Linked DNA regions of Homo sapiens: region 2 is linked to region 1. A link is a loop called in an ENCODE intact Hi-C map of the cell type or tissue named here. Cell type or tissue: dorsolateral prefrontal cortex. All regions are shown on one strand. Each heading gives the region's core, and the rest is flanking DNA. Links, peaks and the distances in the headings are about the cores only.

Region 1 (7,021 bases), core at 674-5,673:
AGGAAATGTGGAGAACCCCAGTAAGACACTCCACGAGAACATCATCCCCAAGACACATAATCATCAGATTCTCCAAGGTCAAAATGAAAGGAAAAATGTAGCTAGAGAGAAAGGCCAGGTCACCTACAAAGGGAAGCCTATCAGACAAATAGTGGACCTCTCAACAGAAAGCTTATAAGCCAAAGGAGATTGGGACCCAATATTCAGCATTCTTAAAGAAATGAAATTCCAACCAAGAATTTCATATCCAGCCAAATTAAGCTTCATAAGCAGAGAAATAAGATCCTTTATATCCTGAGGGAATTTGTTACAAGATCTGCCTTACAGGAGCTCCCAAAGGAAACACTAAATGTGGAAAGAAAAGGCTGTTACCAACCACTACAAAAACACACTGAAGTACACAGACCAGTGACACTATAAAGCAACCACATACAGTGTTTGGTTTTTTGTCCTTGCGATAGTTTGCTGAGAATGATGGTTTCCAGTTTCATCCATGTCCCTACAAAGGACATGAACTCATCATTTTTTATGGCTGCATAGTATTCCATGGTATATATGTGCAACATTTTCTTAATCCAGTCTATCATTGTTGGACATTTGGGTTGGTTCCAAGCCTTTGCTATTGTGAATAGTGCCACAATAAACATACGTGTGCATGTGTCTTTATAGCAGCATGATTTCTCACTCATAGGTGGGAATTGAACAATGAGAACACATGGACACAGGAAGGGGAACATCACACACTGGGGACTGTTGTGGGGTTGGGGGAGCGGGGAGGGATAGCATTAGGAGATATGCCTAATGCTAAATGATGACTTAATGGGTGCAGCACACCAACATGGCACATGTATACATATGTAGCAAACCTGCACATTGTGCACATGTACCCTAAAACTGCAAGTATAATAATAATAAAATTTTAAAAAAAGCAACCACATAAAAACTGCAAAATAACCAGCTAAGATTATGATGACAGGATAAAATCCACACATATCAATATTAACCTTAAAGGTAAATGGGCTAACTGCCCCACTTAAAAGACACAGAGTAGCAAGCTAGATAAAGAACCAAGACCCATTGGCCTGCTGTCTTCAAGAGACCTATCCCACATTCAGTGACACACATAGGCTCAAAATAAAGGGATGGAGGAAAATCTGTCAAGCAAATGGAAAACAGAAAAAAAGCAAGGATTGCAATCCTAGTTTCTCACAAAACAGACTTTAAACCAACAAAGATCAAAAAAGACAAAAAAGGACATTGTATAAGAGTAAAGGGTTCAATTCAACAAGAAGATCTAAATATGCTAAATATATATACACCCAACACAGGAGCACCCAGATTCAAAAAGCAAGTTCTAAGAGACCTTCAAAGAGACTTAGACTCCCGCATAATAATAGTGGGAGACTTTAACAGCCCACTGACAATCTTAGACAGATCACTGAGACAGAAAATTAACAAAGATATTCAAGACCTGAACTCAGCCCTAGACCAAATGGACCTGATAGATATCTAGAGATCTCCTCACCCCAAAACAACAGAATATACTTTCTTTGCATCACCACATTGCACTTACTCTAAAATTGATCACATAATCAACGGTAAAATTTTCCTCAGCAAATGCAAAAGAATTGTAATCATAACAGTCTCTCAGACCACAGCATAACCAAATTAGGACTCAAGATTAAGAAGTTTACTCAAAACCATACAATTACATGTAAATTGAATAACTTGCTCCTGAATGACTTTTGGGTAAATAATGAAATTAGGGCAGAAATCAAGAAGTTCTTTGAAACCAGTGAGAACAAAGAGACAACATACCAGAATCTCTGGGACGCAGATTAGGCAGTGTTAAGAGGGAAATTTATAGCACTAAACATCCACATCAAAAAATTAGAAAGATCTCAAGTTAGCAACCTAACATCACAACTAAAAGAACTAGAGAACCAAGAACAAATAAATCCCAAAGCTAGCAGAAGACAATAAATAACCAAAATCAGAGCAGAACTGAAGGAGACAGAGACATGAAAAATCATTCAAAAAAATCAACAAATCCAGGAGCTGGTTTTTTGAAAAAATTAATAAAATAGATAGACCTCTACATACACTAATAAAGAAGAAAAAGAGAAGATCCAAATAAACCCAATCAGAAATGATACAGGAGATATTACCACCAACCCCACAGAAATACAAGCACTCATCAGAGAATATTATAAACACCTCTATGCACATAAACTAGAAAATCTAAAAGAAATTAATATATTCCTGGACACATACACCCTCCCAAGACTGAACCAGAAAGAAATTGAATCCTTGAGCAGACTGAAAATGAGTTCTGAAATTGAGGCAGTAATAAATTGCCTACCAACCGAAAAAAGCCTAGGACCAGATGAATTCACAGCTGAATTCCACCAGAGGTACAAAGAAGAGATGGTACCATTCCTACTGAAACTATTCCAAAAAATTGAAAAGGAGGGACCCCTCCCTACCGCACTCTATGAGACCAGTATCATCCTGATACAAAAACCTAGCAGAGATACAAAAAATAATAATAATAAAATAAAAAAATAAAAAACTTCAGGCAATGTCAGTGCAAAAATCCTTAACAAAATATGGGCAAACTTAATCCAGCAGCACATCGAAAAGCTTATTCACCATGATGCAGTAGGCTTCATGCTTGGCATGCAAAGTTAGTTCAACATAGTGAATCAATAAATGTGATTCATCACACAAACAGAACTAAAAACAAAAACCACATTATCATCTAGTAGATGCAGAAAAGACTTTTGATAAAATTCAACATCCCTTCATGTTAAAAACTCTCAATAAACTAGATATTGAGGGAACACACCTCAAAATAATAAGAGCCATCCATGACAAACCCACAGCCAACAACATACTAAATGGGCAAAAGCTGGAAGCATTCCCCTTGAAAAACGGCACAAGACAAAGACGCTCTGTCTCACCACTCCTATTCAACATAGTATTGGAAGTCCTGGTCAGAGCAATCAGGCAAGAGAAAGAAATAAAAGGCATCCAAATAGGAAGAGGGAAAGTCAAACTATCCCTGTTTGCAGATGACATGATCCTATATCTAGAAAACCCCATTCTCTCAGCCCAGAAGCTTCTTAAGCTGATAAACAATGTCAGCAAAGTCTCAGGATACAAAATCAATGTGCAAAAATCGCTAGCATTCCTATACACCAACAACAGGTAAGCCAAGAGCCAAATCACAAAAGTGCCACAAAAAGAATAAAATACCTAGGAATACAGCTAACTAGGGATGTGAAAGATCTCTTCAAGCTGAACTACAAACCACTGTTCAAAGAAATTAGAAATGACACAAACAAATGGAAAAACATTCCACGCTCATGGCTAGAAAGAATCAATATTGTTAAAATGGCCACATTGCCCAAAACAATTTATAGATTCAATGCTATTCCCATTAAACTACCATTGATATTCTTCACAGCACCAGAAAAACTATTTTAAAATTCATGTGAAACCAAGAAAGAGCCCAAATAGTCAAGACAACCCTAAGCAAAAAGAACAAAGCTAGAGGCATCATGCTACCCAACTTCAAACTATACTACAGGACTACAGTAACCAAAACAGCATGCTACTGGTAAAAGAACAGACACATAGACCAATGAACAGAATAGAGAACCTAGATATAAGACCACACACCTACAACTATCTGATCTTCGACAAACCTGACAAAAACAAGTAATGGGGAAAGGAGTCCCTGTTCAATAAACAGTGTTGGGATAACTGGCTAGCCATATACAGAAGATTGAAACTCGACACCTTCCTTACACTATATACAAAAATTAACTCAAGATAAATTAAAGACTTAAATGTAAAACACAAAACTATAAAAACCCTGGAGGATAATCTATATAATACCACTCAGGACATAGGCACGGGCAAAGATTTCATGACCAAGATGCCAAAAGCAATTGCAATAAAAGCAAAAATTGACAAATGGAATCTAATTAAACTAAAGAGCTTCTGCACAGCAAAAGAAACTATCAACAGAGTAAACCAACAAGCTACAGAATGGGAGAAAAAATTTTCATAACTATGCATCTGACAAAGATCTAATATCTAGCATCTATAAGGAACTTAAACAAATTTACAAGAAAAAGCCAACAATGCTATTAAAAAGTGGGCAAAGGACATGCACAGACACTTCTCAAAAGAGGGCATACATGCAGCCAACAATCATATGAAACCACTCAATATCACTGTTCATTACAGAAATGCAAATCAAAATCACAACAAGATACCATCTCACACCAGTCAGAATGGCATTATTATTATTATTTTGAGACAAGGTCTTACTCTGTCACTCAGGCTGGAGTACAGTGGCACCATCTCAGCTCATTGCAACCTCCATCTCCCAGGCTCAGGTGATTCTCCTGCCTCAGCCTCCTGAGTAGCTGGGACTATTGGCACGTACCACCATGCCGAGCTAATTTTTGTATTTTTTGGTAGAAACAGGGTTTCATCATGTTGGCCAGGATGATCTCGAACTCCTGACCTCAGATAATCCACCTGCCTCAGCCTCCCAAAGCACTGGATTACAAGTGTGAGCCACCGTGCCCAGCCAGAATGGCTATTATTGCAAACTCAAAAAATAACAGATGTTGGCAAGGTTGTGGAGAAAAAGGAATGCATATAAACTGTTGATGGGAGTGTAAATTAGTTGAACCATTGTGAAAGACAGTGTGGCAATTCCTCAAAGCCCTAAAGACAGAAATACTATCTGACCCAGAAATTGCATTACTGGCTATATACGTAAAGGAATATAAATCATTTTATTATAAAGACACATGAATGCATATGTTCATTGCAGCACTATTCACAATAGCAAAGACATGGAATCAATCTAAAAGTCCATCAATGGTAGACTGGAAAAAAAAATGTAATACATATACACCATGGAATATTATACAGCCATAAAAAAGAAAAAGATCATGTTCTTTGCAGGAACATGGATGGAGCTGGAGGTCACTATCCGTAGTAAACTAACACAGGAACAGAAAACCAAATACAGCATGTTCTCACTTATAAGTGGGAGCTAAATAATGAGAACACATGGACACATAAAGAGGAACAATACACACTGGGGCCTATCAGAGGTAGACGGTGGTAGGAAAGAGAGGATCAGGAAAAATAACTACTGAGTACTAGGCTTAATACCGAGGTGACAAAATAATCTGCACAACAAACCCCCTGATACACACATTTACCTATGTAACAAACCTGCACATGTACCCCTGAATATAAAATAAAAGTTTTTTTTTTTTTAGCAAAAGGATGTTAAGAGGTAATGTTTAGTATAAACCTTTTCATTCTAGAGAAACTAGGTCCCAAAGTGGACTGCCCAAAGTCAAAATCAAGTCATACCATCCGTGCAATTTTTATTAATGTGTATAACAATAAATAGTAAATTCTTTAAAAAAAAACATAGTGCATTGCACATTATAAAAGCATGCACTCATTCCCGAAACTTATATTTTGATTGCATGTGTCTTTGTATGTATGTGTGTATCAAGTAGTAAGGTAAAATGTACTTCTTACTGATGGTCATCGTCAAAAGGTCTCCTAGATTAAAGTCTTTCTCTCTCTCTCTCTCTCTCTCTCTCTCTCTCACTGTCTCTCTTAACTCTCTTACTCTCTCTTCCCCTCCACTCTACCCCATGTGCTTTTATAAGGGAAAATCAAAAGGGAAGATTTATCTATTATAAATATATACATATACACACAAATTCATGAAAATGTTAGCACATACCAAGCTTAGAAAATGTCTATGAAGCCAAGCCATTAAGTAAAGTTGCTCGGGCTGACAATCATGGCTATGTATCTCACACTGAAGAGGGCTGGGAATGCTGCTTAGGCCAACTGCCTTCTAAACTACCCCACTGGCCCTCACCAGAGAAGCTGCTGGCTTCTCTCCTTTCTAAACCAAGCTCCTGCTGAGATTGCATTCCGTGCTCCTCATCAGTCCATGAACAGTGCTGAGTGGAGGCTACCATGGGTTGATTCATTCACTATATCTTATACATTGATCTTACTTCATCCTAAAAACATCCTGGAATATCATCATTTCCACTGAATGGATAATGAAACCGAGGCTCAGGAACGTAATACACTGTACCCAATTTCTTACAGTTGGGAAGGAAGTGTTGGAGCCAGGAGGGAAAGCCACGTCTTCTGACTCTGAAACCCAGGCTCTTTCCACCACACTAGAAGTCTTAGTTCAGTCTTCTGAGCTGAAGATGGGTGTGCAGAAGATTACTGGAAGAGCCTTTGGCCTCAGTAGTGGTGAGGGAGGAAAGAAATGTAGACAGGCAGTCGGATCCCAGGATCCCGCATAGTGCTCTGGAGCTGAGATGGTCTTGCAGAGTTGTCCAGCCTTAAGGCAAAGGGGCCTGGCCTTTATACTCCCATCTGCCCCTGGGCAAGTGTTTAGATTCTGGATGCCCCAGGAACAGGATGTGGCCTTACGTGATTTGGCTCTTCTCTGCTGAGGACAATGACCAGAGAAGAACTCAGCTGAGAGTCGCCAGCTGCCAACACTCCCAAGAGCTGGAGAAATGAGCATCTCAGTCCCTCAAGGAGATCTTGGCAGAGTCCTACAGCATCTATCACATCACCAGCACAGGTTTTCCCTTAGAAATCTACTCCACATTTGCCATGCCCAGCTCCGACAAGTTGAATGCTATGCAGGTTGAAAAAAAATCGCTGCCTGTTTCAGCTCTACCACTTTCTGGGTAATCTCAATTTGGCAACTTGATGTCTCTGTGCTTCAGTCTCCTCATCTCAAAAAATAAAAATAATAAACATATCATGGGATTTTCCAGAATGAACATTGTTCATGGTACATAAGCACCTAGAAAATGTTTCTTGTTAAAATTGTTGTTACACTTTTGCTTTGCTTCCTGATTGACCAGCCTCTTTCCTTGAATAAAAAGTGCTTTCAAGTTAGATGCCAGTGAGCATCAGTTGTAGAAATGTC
Region 2 (7,021 bases), core at 878-5,877, 76 kb after region 1:
ACAAGAGTGTGTGAGGTGCCATTTACTCTGAGGTCAGGGACAAAGAAAAAAAAGAGAGAAAAGAAAGGCAAGTTCTATGGATGATGCACAGTGAGATGTGAGAATGTCTCTGACCTCACATACATTCCCCCTTCTCATCCCCTCATCCCTCACTCTATCCAAAATTGCCTGTTTTTCCCCTAAAGTTTTGCAACTTTAGGATGAAGCTTTTCTATATTCAAGCCACCTATTAAAATGCAAATATCTTCCCACGAGAATACCCTAACATCAGCTAACATTTTAGTAGGAATTGACTGACAGGACATAATATACAAACCATGCATGTGGGGAGAAACAGAATAGGTGTGTGGTAAGGGATGTTGAGGGCAGGCAGGAAGGAAACCCCCAGAGAGAAGGAGGATATGTAAGAGGCCTGAAGACATGCTTTAGGCCTTACACCAATCTTGTAAAACAAAGTCTATAAAAATCTACGGAAAGATCATTTTAAATTCAGGGCCAAATGCTTTTGATATTTCCTCTGCCTTTCCCTATAATGTGATATAAGATACCCCCAAAAGGAGATTTTCATGGTAACATATTGTTGACTGGGTAGGCTTCCCTGCAGACTGGCAGTAGAGACATACCTGCAAAATGGAGACTCCCCTCCCCAAAGGCAGTCTGATTGCCAGCAGAAGTTTGATCACACCCTCCCCAGCCCAGTTGGCTCTCAGAGGAATTATCATCACTTTCTGAATACACAAGATGATGAATGTGCCCAGCTCTTCCTGGGATGTAGGAGTGGGAGCCTGGCAGACAATTCTCTCCAGATTGAATAAATGCTGGGGGGCCCGGGGGAAGATCATTGTCCCCAGGAAGCATCCATCCCTCTTTAAGCAATGGCTGTGCACACCAACCTTGGATCCCAACTTCTGTAATATTTCTCTGTTATAAATTGGCAGGCACAGCATGTGGTCAAGGAGCCATTACAAGCCCTCTCAAACAATATTTTTTTTCCCAGAGACTTAATTTCTTAAAATGTGAGAGTGATTCTTCTGCGGAAAGTAGAACAGTGTCTTTTTGAGCCTGCCAGACAAAAACAAAACTAAACAAAACAAAAGGCAAAGTCTCTGAGAGGATAACAAGGCGAGCAGGCTTCCTTGTGTGCACCTGGAGGCCCTTCCTTCGGCGCTGTGGCTGCCTTAATGAGAACAGATGGCACCGTCGGGAGACGGGCTCGATATTATACGCCTCCCGTGTCCTCCTTCTGAAACCAGCTTTGAGCAGATCTTTTTTCACTGTGAATTGGCGCCGGTTGTTTAAGCGGTGGCCTAGCCATGTGCCAGAAAGCAGGATGTTCATACAGAAAGCAGGATGCTAATACATTCACAGCTGCCTCTTGCAGAACTCAAAGCCTTTTATAACGGAGCAGGTGAAGTCTTTGGAAGGCCCGCTTCAAGGATGGAGGAAGAGGCTGCCATGAGCAGCCCACAGAGAGTGACTCACCTAACCACTGTCAGAGAAGAAACCCCATCCCCCAGTCCCCACTCTGTGATTCTAGCTGCCTAATGCCGCCTCGTGGCTACAGCCCGAGACCCTCCCCGTGCAGGGTCCAGAAGGTGGGAAGGCAAAGATTCCACCTGGAGCTTAGGAAGGTCTGAAGGGGCTGAACCTGAATGTGGTAGCTCTGGCTGACCAGCCCCCATCCCCCAAGAGGTAGAAGTCACCACCTCTGTGCAGAAGCTGTTTCTCATCGCCTCATGCTTGGCCTCCTGATCTGGGGCAGACTCAGGTAAGCTCCCACAGCGGTATCCACAGAATGAAGGCAGAGAGATCTCAACAGTAGGAAACTCTGGCATTTTAAACTCTGCATTTCAACATAAGTTGTTTTGTTGTCATCATAATTACCAAATTTAAATTACCTCTATTTTCGGGTCTCAGGAAGCCATAAAGAGAGAAAGCAAAGATTTTCACGGTGAGAAACGAGAAATGATGAGGAGAAGAGGCAACCTGTGGAGCCGAGACTTAAAGAGGGAATATGTTTCTGGAGTCAGCTGCAGCCGAGGTGTCTAAAAATGAAAGAAGAAGGGGCACTCGGTGAGTGGACAACACAAATGGAAAAGGAGTGGAGTTTGGAAAACAATCTTCCAGTTCCACCGGAGGGAAGGCCCAGATGAAGTTATCCAGAGGAATTTTTGCGTGGTGGTCAGGTGCAGGATTCTAAAATGAGCATAGAAACTGGAATCATGTTGTGGGTTTGTGTGTGTGTGTGTGTGTGTGTGTGTGTGTGTTTGTTTGTTTGTTTTTTGAGATGGAGTCTTGCTCTTGTCGCCCAGGCTGGAATGCAGTGGCACGATCTCGGCTCACTGCAACCTCCACTTCCCAGGTTCAAGAGATTCTCTTGCCTCAGCCTCTCGACTGCAGGCGCCCGCCACCATGCCCAGCCCATGTTGTTTTGTGTGCCTGACAGCAGTGTTCACAAAGGATGGGATAACCACTCAGAACTCAAGATTTCTCCTGCATCTTTACAAAATAATAAAAGCCAAAACCAGGAGGCGTAGGAGAAAAGACAACAATAATTAACCAGTGTGCCCTTTCAAATCATTAATTGACTAACTTGACTATAATATATAACAGAACACCATAATCCATTACATATCATGTAGTAAAGGAATATTCAAAGATTTGTGAAATGCTTCTAATGCAGTTTGAGTGACAAAGCAAGTCACAAAGCAGAATATGAAGTATGATTCCTAATTTTGCTTTTAAAATGCACCTACATACAAACATGATAAAGAAATAAATACACGTACATTCCACAATGGTTGCATTGGGATGAGACAGTTATAGGTGATCTTTAACTTTCCTTTACATTTTTCTAAATTATATATCCTGCACCTTTTCTAAGCACAGAAAAAGAAATTAACATGTAATTTTACATTTCTAATATTTGTACAGGAAAGCCTCTCCAGTGAGCATTTCTGTGTGAAGGGACCCCAATAATCCCATGCATACCCATCCCCCAGCCTCATCCAGGGTGGAGCTCAGGCCCCACCTGCAGTATTATATCTTCATTCCCATTGTTCTTGAAAAATTAAGTCTCCTCAAGGGTTCTTAAAGCTTCTGTGGAGTTTTCAAAGGTTGAAATTATGCCTTAGTCCATAGTTCCATACCCCAACATCAATAACCGTGTCTGACACAAAATAACTGTTCAATAAATGTTCAAGGATTGGATAAACAACCAACCCCAAATTCCCCAAGTGAGATTATCACATTTATTGCTTAGCCCCTCCTGTGTTAATAAGATCAAGAGAAATGTCATAGCAGCAATACACAGTGCCGCTTTATTTCACTTCCTGTTTTTTGGGAGGTGCACTCGATCCCTGCATCGTGTGAATCATCACATCCACACCTACCCCATATCACTGAGCAAAGACATGATCGCCAAGTTAAAAAGTGCCATGTCATGGAACCCCTAGTGAACCTGGACTGATTCAAGGGTGAAACCATGTTGATTCTCTTGACCACTTGTACAATCTCATCCTCAGCCTTACGCTGGGCATGTGGGTCTGATCAAGGTTCTTGGCCCTGGGCATGTCTCCCCCGGGCACCATGCTTTACATAAAGTAGCAATTCAGAATCTCCATCAGGATCACCAGGAAGCCAAGCCATCCAGTCTAATGAACGCTGACAAAGGGCCAGGCCCTGGGAAGACAAAGAGGAATGCTTACTGCCACATAGCTCTGCCAACCACTGGACATGTGACGGAAGGACACTGGCAGGATGCCCAACAGCTGCTACTGGGTGAGCTGATATGAGTGAACCAAGAAAAGCATGGTCAAGCAGAGCCCACCAACTGATGTTACCACTGAAAATCCCCACACCCTCAGGCCCACTAATGCTATTCCAAGAAATTTATTCTACAGAAACACTTCCACATGTGCACAAAGGGATATGTAAACGTATACTGATCACAACAGTGTTTGTTTTAGCAAAAAAAAAAAAAAAAAAGAATCACAAACAACTTATATGTCAAGTAATAGACTAAATATATTATGAAATAGTATTCAGGTGTGAAAAGAATAGCTAAACCTCATCTAGCACTCATATAGCATATGTTGCAGGCTCTGTTGTAAATGTGTTACATGCGTTAACTCAGTCCTCCTAGCATCCTATGAGGTAGGTTACCGATATTAACCCCACTTTACAGGCGAAGAAACTGAGGCATGGAGCCATTAAGTCAGTTTCCCAGGATCACGCAGCTAATAAGTGATGGATCCAGGATTCAGGACGGAGGTTGAATGGATCTAAACTCCACACCATTAACCACACATCATAAAATACCAAACGGAGCAGGACCTGAAGTCAGGTGTGTGTCTAGTGCAACACATGTCCACCAGCAATAATGAGATCAGTTTTAATATACTGGTATAGAAAGATAAACCCAAGGTATTGTGAAGTGGAAAAAGTGAACTGCAAAACAGCACACACATTCCCATTTTTACTTTTTAAAAATCTTGACAAAAATAAATGCTTAGACAAGAAACATCCAAAGGTGCTCCCCAGACTGCTGAAAGTGGTCTCCTCTGGAAAGGGACTGGAAAAGGAGTTAGAGAGGTTAGGGAAGCATCCTAATTGATCTCTGACTTTTCTACATTATTTGAATTTTATGAACATACATTCCTTCAGCAATTTTGAAAAGAGAAGAAAATTAACAAAGAAAAAAGCATAGCCCAGAGAAGGTAGATCAAGCAGAATGTGTGGGTAAGGCCAATTTAGGGGATCCAACCTCTGATATACGGGTTTCCTTCACACACAAAAAGCAGACTCACAAAGTACACAACCTAAGTACCTGGGCCCCAGGTAGACGTGTTACGGGTCATCCGTGTGACTGGTGACATATCCCATTTCAGTTCCAGCTTGCCCAGCAGTTACTTGGCGTAAAGAACAGTATGATTTTGTAGAAGGGCTTGGGGTTAGCAGTCAGAAGGTCTAGGTTAGAATTCCAGCCCTACCTCTCACAAGCTATATAACTTTGGGCCACTCAGCTCTTTGGGCCTCAGTTTTGTCTTCTGTAAGATATACATAGTAACATCTACCTCACAGTGTTGTTCTGAGATTAAATGAGAAGACATGCCAGTGTCAAGCTCAGTAGCTGTCACTTCACAGGCATGCAATTGATGTGAGCTAAAAATGACTCCAATTCAATGTTCTTGGGGTCTCCTGACCCCAATCCAGTGTTCTTTCCATTAACCCACATTGTCCTCCTCTCTGCTCATTGTCTGTGCTTGGACTGGAAGAGGCAAAGATGGGTTAGCCACTACAGAATGGGAGAAAATTTTTACAACCTACCCATCTGACAAAAGGCTAATACCCAGAATCTACAAAGAACTTACACAAATTTACAAGAAAAAATCAAACAACCCCATCAAAAAGTGGGCAAAGGATATGAACAGACACTTCTCAAAAGAAGACATTTATGCAGCCAACAGACACATGAAAAAATGCTCACTATCACAGGCCATCAGAGAAATGCAAATCAAAAGCACAATGAAATACCATCTCACACCAGTTAGAATGGCAATCTTTAAAAAGTCAGGAAACAACAGGTGCTGGAGAAGACATGGAGAAATAGGAATGCTTTTACACTGTTGGCGGGACTGTAAACTAGTTCAACCATTGTGGAAGTCAGTGTGGCGATTCCTCAAGGATCTAGAACTAGAAATACCATTTGACCCAGCCATCCCATTACTGGGTATATATCCAAAGGATTATAAATCATGCTGCTATAAAGACACATGTAAACGTATGTTTATTGCGGCACTATTCACAATAGCAAAGACTTGGAACCAACCCAAATGTCCAACAATGATAGACTGGATTAAGAAAATGTGGCACATATACACCATGGAATACTATGCAGCCATAAAAAGGGATGCGTTCATGTCCTTTGTAGGGACATGGATGAAGCTGGAAACCATCATTCTGGGCAAACTATCGCAAGGACAGAAAGCGAAACACTGCATATTCTCACTCATAGGTGGGAATTGAACAATGAGAACACGTGGACACAGGGTGGGGAACATCACACACTGGGGCCTGTCATGGGGTGGGGGGAAGGGGGAGGGATAGCATTAGGAGATATACCTAATGTAAATGACGAGTTAACGGGTGCAGCACACCAACATGGCACATGTATACATATGTAACGAACCTGCACGTTGTGCACATGTACCTTAGAACTTAAAGTATAATAATAATAATAAATAATTTAAAAAAAAAGATGGGTTAGCCAGATCACATCCATGTGGGGCCATGTTCAAAATGCCCTTGAATTTGTGCTCCTCCGACCTCTAACCCGTGATTACCGGGAAGCTTTTTCTTGAAAGAAGCTGCAAGCACTGGGAAATTCTGTTCCCAGGCTGAGGAATACATTTCAGAAAACTCAGTGGTTAATACTGTGCCCAACCAGGGCACCTCCTGACCAAGTTTTTGCAGTTGTCCCACTATGCCATGTGGCTTCGTTGTATGATATTGATGGAGTCCCTTAATCTTCCACCTCAATTTTCTCATCTGCAAAAATGAGGATGGTAAATAATCTGTGCCTGCTTTCTAACAAGGTTGTTGAGAGGATCAAATGATAGAGATAAACATCTATGACAGTTGACTAATTGTTCACCACTATCCATTCTTCTCTTCTTCCCCTTGGCAATAACACCCCAAACTCTAGCTAAACATACCCCGCTCAACTAGAGACTGCAGTTCCCAGCCTTTATTGCAGCTACATGTGGCCAAGCAACCAATTACCTGCCAGTGTGATGCAAAGAGAAGTGATAATCTTCCATTTTCAGGCCATGCCTTCATAAAGGTACTGTTGGTTCAACTTTCCCCTTTCCATTTTCCTTCAAATTGGAGGTTGGACATGGTGGTAGTGAGTCATCTTCAACCCTAGATGGTAGTTGAACAAGATAGAAGGTATCTGGGTCCTGTACAAACTCATAAAGCAGAGCTGCCTACCACCTACCACCTTTGGACCACCTACCAG

What was found. Peaks named below come from ENCODE experiments on the same cell type or tissue, not always from the same donor. Only the 100,000 strongest peaks of a DNase experiment are listed, where the experiment ranks them.
Region 2: a loop joins it to region 1, with 7 times the contacts of the local background. A loop is called at or near these places in 2 of 110 quality-filtered maps.

The regions. Positions count from the first base shown.
Region 1 is chr4:57,255,174-57,262,194 of GRCh38, reverse strand. No RefSeq gene overlaps it. Among named protein-coding and RNA genes, the nearest start is that of IGFBP7, 150 kb to the right of the region's middle. In dorsolateral prefrontal cortex, for the core only: no CTCF peak of the experiment used is centred there; no DNase peak of the experiment used is centred there; H3K27ac peaks cover 1,124 bases.
Region 2 is chr4:57,179,047-57,186,067 of GRCh38, reverse strand. All of the region lies in intron 1 of IGFBP7-AS1 (IGFBP7 antisense RNA 1), which reads right to left. Among named protein-coding and RNA genes, the nearest start is that of IGFBP7, 72 kb to the right of the region's middle. In dorsolateral prefrontal cortex, for the core only: no CTCF peak of the experiment used is centred there; DNase peaks (open chromatin) are centred at 1,237 and 3,727; H3K27ac peaks cover 2,175 bases.